Regions from separate parts of the Homo sapiens genome. Here region 2 is linked to region 1. The links are chromatin contacts, found by Hi-C or POLR2A ChIA-PET in ENCODE. All regions are on one chromosome and are shown on one strand. The core of a region is the stretch at or near the end of the contact, and the rest is flanking DNA. Distances in the headings are between cores, read along the strand shown.

What was found. Hi-C counts contacts between places; a loop is a spot of excess contacts on that map. ChIA-PET counts read pairs that join two places held with the same protein, here RNA polymerase II (POLR2A). Pooled maps may share reads with other maps.
Region 2: a pooled map shows a loop between it and region 1 (3-fold over the local background). The contact joins the enhancer-like site here to the promoter of CUL5 in region 1. A Hi-C loop is called at or near these places in 1 of 37 single-sample maps with no recorded cell type and 8 of 50 pooled maps. POLR2A ChIA-PET finds 5 or more read pairs at or near these places in 1 of 52 experiments (OCI-LY7).

The regions. Positions count from the first base shown.
Region 1 is chr11:108,007,058-108,010,945 of GRCh38, forward strand. CUL5 (cullin 5) reads left to right here and starts at 1,841. Exons shown (of 19, transcript NM_003478.6): 1 at 1,841-2,315. The coding sequence starts at 2,292. RefSeq lists enhancers at 1,966-2,065, 2,166-2,355.
Region 2 is chr11:107,543,571-107,547,458 of GRCh38, forward strand. The region is part of intron 7 of ALKBH8 (alkB homolog 8, tRNA methyltransferase); the gene reads right to left. Among named protein-coding and RNA genes, the nearest start is that of ALKBH8, 20 kb to the right of the region's middle. Within about 2 kb of position 1,666, at least 4 of the 41 ENCODE cell types and tissues checked have a DNase peak (open chromatin) inside an H3K27ac peak, as active enhancers do.

The sequences.
Region 1 (3,888 bases), core at 591-3,090:
ACTATTTTCTCTTTGAATTAAATGCACATTTTTTAAAAATTTTATTATTTTTTATAGCGATAGCTACTTTGCACAGGCTGGTCTCGAACCCCTGGGCTCAAGTGATCTGCCTGCCTTCGCCTCCCAAAGTGCTGGGCTTACAGGATTGCACCACTGTGCTTGGCTGAAATGCATAAATCTTAAGGGTATACTGGCTGAGTTTTGACAAGTGCATACACCTGAATAACTGAAGTCCCTACCACAATATAGAACATTACATCACCCCAGAAAGTCGAAGGAAGACTACTTTTGATTGTATTATTTTTAGCACCTTCTGAATTTTGTATTATGTGCCTGCGCTATTTTTAAGAAATAAATATTTAAGCATTTTAAATATTTAAACATTTTTATAACAGTGGGCCGATTCTAAATTGGATGAGAAAGAGTGAAAACAGGAGATGGCAGATAACAGGTGGGGTCAATGGAATGGAGAACTTATTGAAGTCAGAGTTGTAGCAGTGGTGTTTCCAGAACAAGTGAGTTAGGAAAATTGGAATGCTTCGGTTGACAGTAGGACGCTGAAATCAAGCTCTCAAAAGTTGTCTTAAGGTTCAGTTAAGCATAAGCAAAGGGTGGCTTGGGTAGATGGAGATTAGGATACTAGTTTCCTTTCCCTTCCTACGCTCTCAAGTGCACACTGTATTTTTTTGTTTGTAGTTTTTTTTTGTTTTTTTTGTTTTTTTTTTGAGACAAGAGTCTCGCTCTGTCGTCCAGGCTGGAGTGCAATAGCGCGATCTCGGCTCACTGCAATCTCCACCTTCAGGGTTCAAGCGATTCTCCTGCTTCAGCCTCCCGAGTAGCTGGGATTACAGGTGCCCGCCACCATGCCCGGCTAATTTGTGTATTTTTAGTAGAGACAGGGGTTCACCATGTTGGCCAGGCTGGTCGCGGACTCCTGACCGCAGGTGTCTCGGCCTCCCAAAGTGCCGATTATAGGCGTGAGCCACGGGGCCCTATAGGGATTATAGGCGTGAGCCACTGCGCCCGGCCTCTTTGCAATATTTATCACAACTCCCACTAAGTAATATTTGACTTGTGTAGCCATCCTTAACATTTGGCTACCTTATTAGGCCATAAACTCCAAACGAGCAGGGGTCTTCTCTTTTATTTAATCCTGTATTTCCTGTGCCTAGTATATACAAGTGCTCAAACAAGTATTAACTACTTGATTGGATTCTTTAAGTAGGCCCATCCCTCTTCTCTTAGTCCAGAGCTCTTACTTATTTCTACGCATTATGGCCGTATGAAGGCTGTTTGTAAACCTGCAAAATACAATACCAGGTATCCTGCAGGTTCCACATGTAAATTATATTATCTCATTGGCCAGTGGTGTGTGGTCTGAAGGGGTAAAACCCGGAGGCTTATGGTTTAGGATCTTCTAGGATAATGTGCCTTCAGAAAATCGAAGATTAATATTCATTCTCTAAACAATCTTTTTTTTTTTTTTTCAAACTTTTTTGTAATGACGAGGGTGTTGAACTGGCCTCAAGTGATCCTCCCCCTTCGGCCTCCCAAAGCACTGAACAATATTTTATCTAAGTGCCAAGCATTCCTGAATAGAAATATTAAGAGTCATCACGCTTGTGCAGTCAACACATATTTACTGGGCGCATTCTATGCACGAGTTATTGAAGACAGCTGTTGTAAGCATTTCAGGACAATGCACCTCCCTTAACACCGAGTCCGGGATTTGGGGCGGGGTGCCGGAAAACGCCAGGTCCCGCCAGCAGAGGGCACGGTCCCGGCCTCGCTGCAGCCTCGGGACCCACCGAGGCTTCCAGGCTCCCACGCTCGCTCCCGAGCGCGTCCCCGCCCTCGCGTCACGTGACGTGGCCGCGGAACCTGAGCTGCGGGGCCTAAGCCGAGCTAAATTCGTTGCAGGTGGCCGCGGCGGGTGCAACCACAAAGGCTAATCCGAAGGAGTCGGGGAGGCTCGTGGAGTCGATGCTTCCTCTTCCAAGTCAGGTCGGCTCCCGTTACCTTCTCAGCATTCGCCGTTCCGGTCTTCCTGAGCGCGTGCATGAGGTCTTTCGCGTGGGGAAGCTCCGGTGACCATGTAGGGGAGAAGAGTGAGGAAGCTCCTGGTGCTTGGGACGAGGTCAGCGCTGTCGGCGCGCTGCTCCAGCGCCCACCACACCCTGGTGCGGGCCGACGGGCCCTGGGCCCTGGTGGGAGCTCCGGCCTCCGGTCAAGGCCTGGCCGGGAGCGCCACGAATTCTCGCGTCGTCTCGCGAGAGTCCAAGTTAAAGAACATGGCGACGTCTAATCTGTTAAAGGTAAGACCCTCACTCCAGCTTGGGTTTTACTGTGTGGCCGCCGGGTTCGGCTCTTTGGGAAAGGCACGGCTCAGGTTCAGCTGCGAAGTGTGGGAGTGTTCAGGGGTTGTCCACTGGCAGGGAAGCCGCGGTGGCAGCCGGCGAGTACCGGAACGCGGGTCTGTGGCCTTGGGGTCGACAGGCTCTGGTGGTCGCTCCCGCCGACTGGCCGCTGGGAGAAAAGCCTGGCTGAGCGCTGGCGAGGAGCGATGCTTTCAAGGGACCAGCTCTGGCCGGGAGCGGGAGATGAATGGTCGTGCGGTGTCCTGACCAGCTGGGCCGTTAGTACTGTTAGGTCTCAGTTTCTTGTAAAGCAATGTCTAAGACGCATCAAAGGAAAAACCAAGAAAATGCTGCCTAACAGGTTTCAGTGACTCGACCCCCCACTTCTTCCATTTCTGTTCTCGTTCTGTCTGCACGAAATTCCGAGTCAGACCAGCAGTGCCTCCCACTCCACCCCCCTTCCTCCCTTTTCTGCGTGTTACACCTTCCCTCCTAATTCTCCCATTCTTGAGTTCATCTTTTTCCTTAGGAAACTGCTTTCTAACCCCCACCCAGTTACAGGACACAACCAGATGACAACTGATGAAGCGATACCATCGTTTTAGGGCGCAGGAAAGTTACCTTGTCAAAGACAGTATTTAAAGTTAGTTTTATATAGCAAGGGAGATCTAGGCCCACAGGGGCAGATTCTCCACCAGTTAAAAAGTTTGGAGAAGAATGAGGAAGACTTAGAACTAGTCTGTTCTGTGTATGTGTCTGTAGTAGTTAATCATTTGCCTTAAAAGTACGGACAGAAATGGGGGTAGTGAATAGCTCAGGGAACATAATATTAATGGCAAAAACCGCAGTCACTTTTGCACCAGCCTAATACAAAGGATGAACCACTTCTTCCTGAGGCCTCTCATGCCTTCAGGCAATGTGGATGAATACTAGAAAATAATAGAAAATATACAGGAACCTAACCATCATGTCTTCTTTAGACCACTGATATTTGATTGTCTAATAGATGGGACTGTCTCATAAAATGAAGAACAAATTTTACTAAGAGGCAGTACTGTATATCACCTTTTAAAAGGGAGAGGGGCCCTAGAATTAGACTCCCTGAATAGCCACCACTTAAAAGCTGTATGACTTTGGGCAAGTTTCCTTATGAGTAGGACAGCATTATCAGTAGCGCCTGTATCATAGGAACATTGTGAAGATTAAATTAGTTAATATATCTATAATGCTTAAAACAGTGCCTGGCACTTAATTAGTATAATACAATAAATTACTATAACTACTCCCCCTCTTTCTTTAAGAAAACTAATTCGGGGAATTGAGTAACCCATCCCACTCTGCTTTTCTCTTTTATAATGGTATAGCAAATTTCTCATGCTTTACTTCAGAAAGAAAATTTGTGGGCTGGGCACAGTGGCTCACTCCTGTAATCTCAGCTCTTTGAGAGGCCAAGGTGGGAGGATTGTTTTAGATACATTAATTTAATCTTCACAGTGTTCCTACAATATAGGTGCTATTGATAATTCTGAGT
Region 2 (3,888 bases), core at 416-2,915, 460 kb before region 1:
TATTCTCACCAGTAGAGCTATATGCTTAACAAGTCAAATTGTGTATGTTCCCAAATCACTGTGCCAGTTACCCTTATCATTGTAATTATTTTATTTAATTTAATATTACATAAATGAATGAAAATTAAGCGAGAAAAGATAGCATTTTTCTATAGAAGCCAAGTTGAATATTGTAGAATGACTCAATAAAGGCAAAAAATAAATTTAATGTTCCAATAAATGTGAAAATTTGATTATAAAATATTGGAAACAAAAACATCAAAATGTAAAACCCCACATTCAGATGGTTTCATGTCTTTAAACGTTTGCTTCACTTTAAAGAAATGAAATTGGAGAGACAAAGCAGACTGTGGCCCCTCACAGATGCAAAGACTTTGGCCCCGCAACAAAATATTGATGAGTGAATTTATATGTGTTAAAATGTCTGCAGTATGTACATATCTTTTATTATGACTATTCCCTAATTTAAGTGCAGCCAACTGGTAGTTTCATCTATACCACTTAAGCGGGCTTCTACTGTAGTTTTCTGAACTCTATTGATTTTTCTGAATTTTATTCTAGTTCTACAATCCAGATGGAGTGATATAATGCTGCTTTCTTGCTACAAAGTAAATGCACATAGTTCTAACTGAAAAGATGGAAGAATCAGTACTCCAAAGGCTCCAAATACAGCAGCATGTTCTATTTTATGATGTCATGCCATGAAACAGACTTTGTTAGCAGACTGCTGGCTGAAACAGGTATACTTCTTTGACATTATCCTTATTGAAGGGGCTTGACTAAAGAAGCTCCCACTCCACAGAAAAAAGATAAAGAGTGCCTGTTAAGAACTGTCAGCATTGAGTCTTATTTGACCAATTTATGCAAAAGAGAATGCTGGCTTCCAAGAGATCCTGAAAGATGAGAAAATTACATAAAAATAGAAGAATCTTCAGAACTTAAGTTACTAAGGAAAGTGCTTAAAAGTGAAAAATAGAATTCAATGTATAAAAAATGACATGATCAAACAAGGTAGACCATTTATTTATTTCTGGCCCACAAACCAGCAGATCTACTTGTCTACTCCAGAAGTTTTGAATGTTAGAGACCCACAGGATAAAAGGAAAAATGAAGATTGGCCCAATGCCACTTTAATTATACTATGATGCAACTAAAGAACCCACATGAGAATTACACTCTTTTCCCACATCTACATCAATATACATATAGAGCCATACAGAAGTCACCATGGCTTTAGATACAAACCACACACACACACACACACACACACACACACACACACACACACACAAAGAAGGAGAAATACACACCCACCAGGATGGTAGATCACTATCTTTTTAATGCTAAAGGCACTACAGAGACAGAGTAAAAAAATCATAAATAAGCTATAAAGAATGAGAGAAAGGAGAGAGGAGCTACACAGCAGAGACAATCCATTTTTCAGAACTTCAGGAAATGAAAATATTCCAAGGACTCTCAGATAAGAATAAAGTATGGGGCCTGGAATCAAGATAAAAACTAAAAGAAGAGATTGTTTGGCTTCTGAGGCTGTAAACATTGCTTATATAGGCAAATATTGAGGGCTGAATTTGAGGTTGGAGATGAAGCCAGTATGTCTGCGGTCCAGACTGTATTGTTGTTTTAAGTGGTATAAAGAAAATGTCTGGGTGTTTTTTCCAGTTTGTGCTAAAGATCTGAAAATAATGAAACATTTGTCCATTAAAACAATAAACTCTTAGAACAGAAGTACCCTGTGAGTCATTCTGATTGACCAGACTGGGAATACAAAACAAAAAACAATGACTAAAAAAACCCATTCAGCTAGGTATTTCAAGATACTGCATAAATAATTTTTACTCAGTACCCTATGACTCAACATAGGAGTCAGGCAGGACTCAACAGGTATTTGCTGAAAGCATGAGCCTGGAAAGAGAGCAGGAAATATACTGAAAGACGTGGCCTTCTATAGCAAACATTCAGCAGATGGGGTCTTTACTACCCAACTATCCAATTATCCCCACCCACTGAGTTGCAAAAGTCATCATAATAAGAAATATTTACTGATGAACGGACTTCCATAAAATTAGTACTTGCCCAAATAGCTCTCTCTCTCTTCAATATCAGCAGCTATCTCTGCCCATTATGGTAATCCCTTTGGTCAGTCTTTCAGTGAATGTTGATTATATAAATACTAGCCAGTGCAATGCAAACCCAAAACTAATTGAAATTGCAATTCTCACAAAAGATGGACTTCCCGAAATTGATAAAAGGGATGTCAGAGGACCATTTAAATCACATGCAAATCCATTAAACATCTGAAAATCTGGCAGAGTCAGGACTTTCACAACGAAGAGAAAAATAAAGCAAATAACACAACAACGCACTCTTTATAATCAAGCTATAAAAGTCAAATAAAGGAATTTTTATCATGCTACCATATTTTATCAGAAAAACAAGACCAAAAACAAAGTTCACGTGACTCATTCTTTGTTCTAAAAAATTAGTACATAGTTGTAATATAACCTAAAAATTGTTAAATAAAATTTTTCTTTAAAAATCATCTTCATAAATTTTAGTTTCGTTTTCCCAGATAAGTCCTAATCAAAAGTTTTCTTCCTTATTTATAATAGAAGTTAGGTATTGGTTTTAGGGAGATGCACATTAAATAGTTATTTTCATTATCAGCTGACCAACTCTTACGGTACTTGATGAACTGAGTTATCTGCCCAACAACATTACTAGTTTATTATCATAAAAGGTTATAGCAAGGGCATCTCTCAAAACATGCCTGGCCAGCAAAGGCAGGCTGCAATTTACGGCAGGACAAATTCATCAGTGAAGGATTACCTAAAAACAAAAGCCTAGTAGACTTCACAGGTATATGTTATTGTCATATAACCCGATGCAGCCTACTCCTTGGATATTTCCCTAAGCTCATCCTCAGTTAGGGGAGCACTGAGTATTTGAGATGGAAAGAAATTGGTTGGTTCCTTGATGAAATTACCGACCTGAGCCAACAAGTTAAAACTTTTGGAACCAGCCTTCCTTGAGATATCTTGTTATATGAGATATTAACTTGTTTTGCCTTGTAATCATTTTTATTTGGGTTTTCTGCTGTTAATTGCAGCTAAATCATCCTCACTTATACACATATCATACATATTTCGAAGGTACAAAAGCCTTAAAGAAAATCACAACTTAGTTGTAGAGGGAAAACTAATGTATTTGAAAAAAACAAGACTATTTTTGCTTAATATAAAATGTACACTATTTTTAGACATACTATAAGAGCTTTAAAAAGAATATGCTCCAGTAGTCATACAAATAAAGCATTTTAAGTAATAAAGCATTGAAGAATTATATTAAAGTTAAGAATACCTCATGGGAACACCATGAGTTGGAACATTTAAGAATTGAAAGAGATCTTAGAAATTTCCTGGGAAAGAGAGAAAAGTAAAGTATTAAATATAACGTCAATGACTTTAGCTGAGTCTTTGACATTATATTTAAGCCAAACAAAACGAAAAAGCATTACAAAAAACCAAAACAATAATGCCACTGACAAAATTATTACAATGAAATGGAAGCTGCCATAGGCATTACAGGAAAGTTCTTAAAACGACTGAGGATGTCAAAGATAAGAAAGTAAAGAAATAGGGCCAAAGGTATAGTACTCAGATTCTAGGTGTGGAGTAAGGTGCTAGGAGAAATTCAAGTAATTACACAGCATCAATCAATCAATAAAACAGAACAGCACAAGTTGCAAGAGTGGAAAGTCATCTCTCTCATGACCACTTGAAATCCTACTTCTAGGCTGTGGGAACATGAGCTTCCTCCTGTTACAGAAGTGAAGGCTTTAAGTAAGGAGCCCTAGAACAGATACACCTG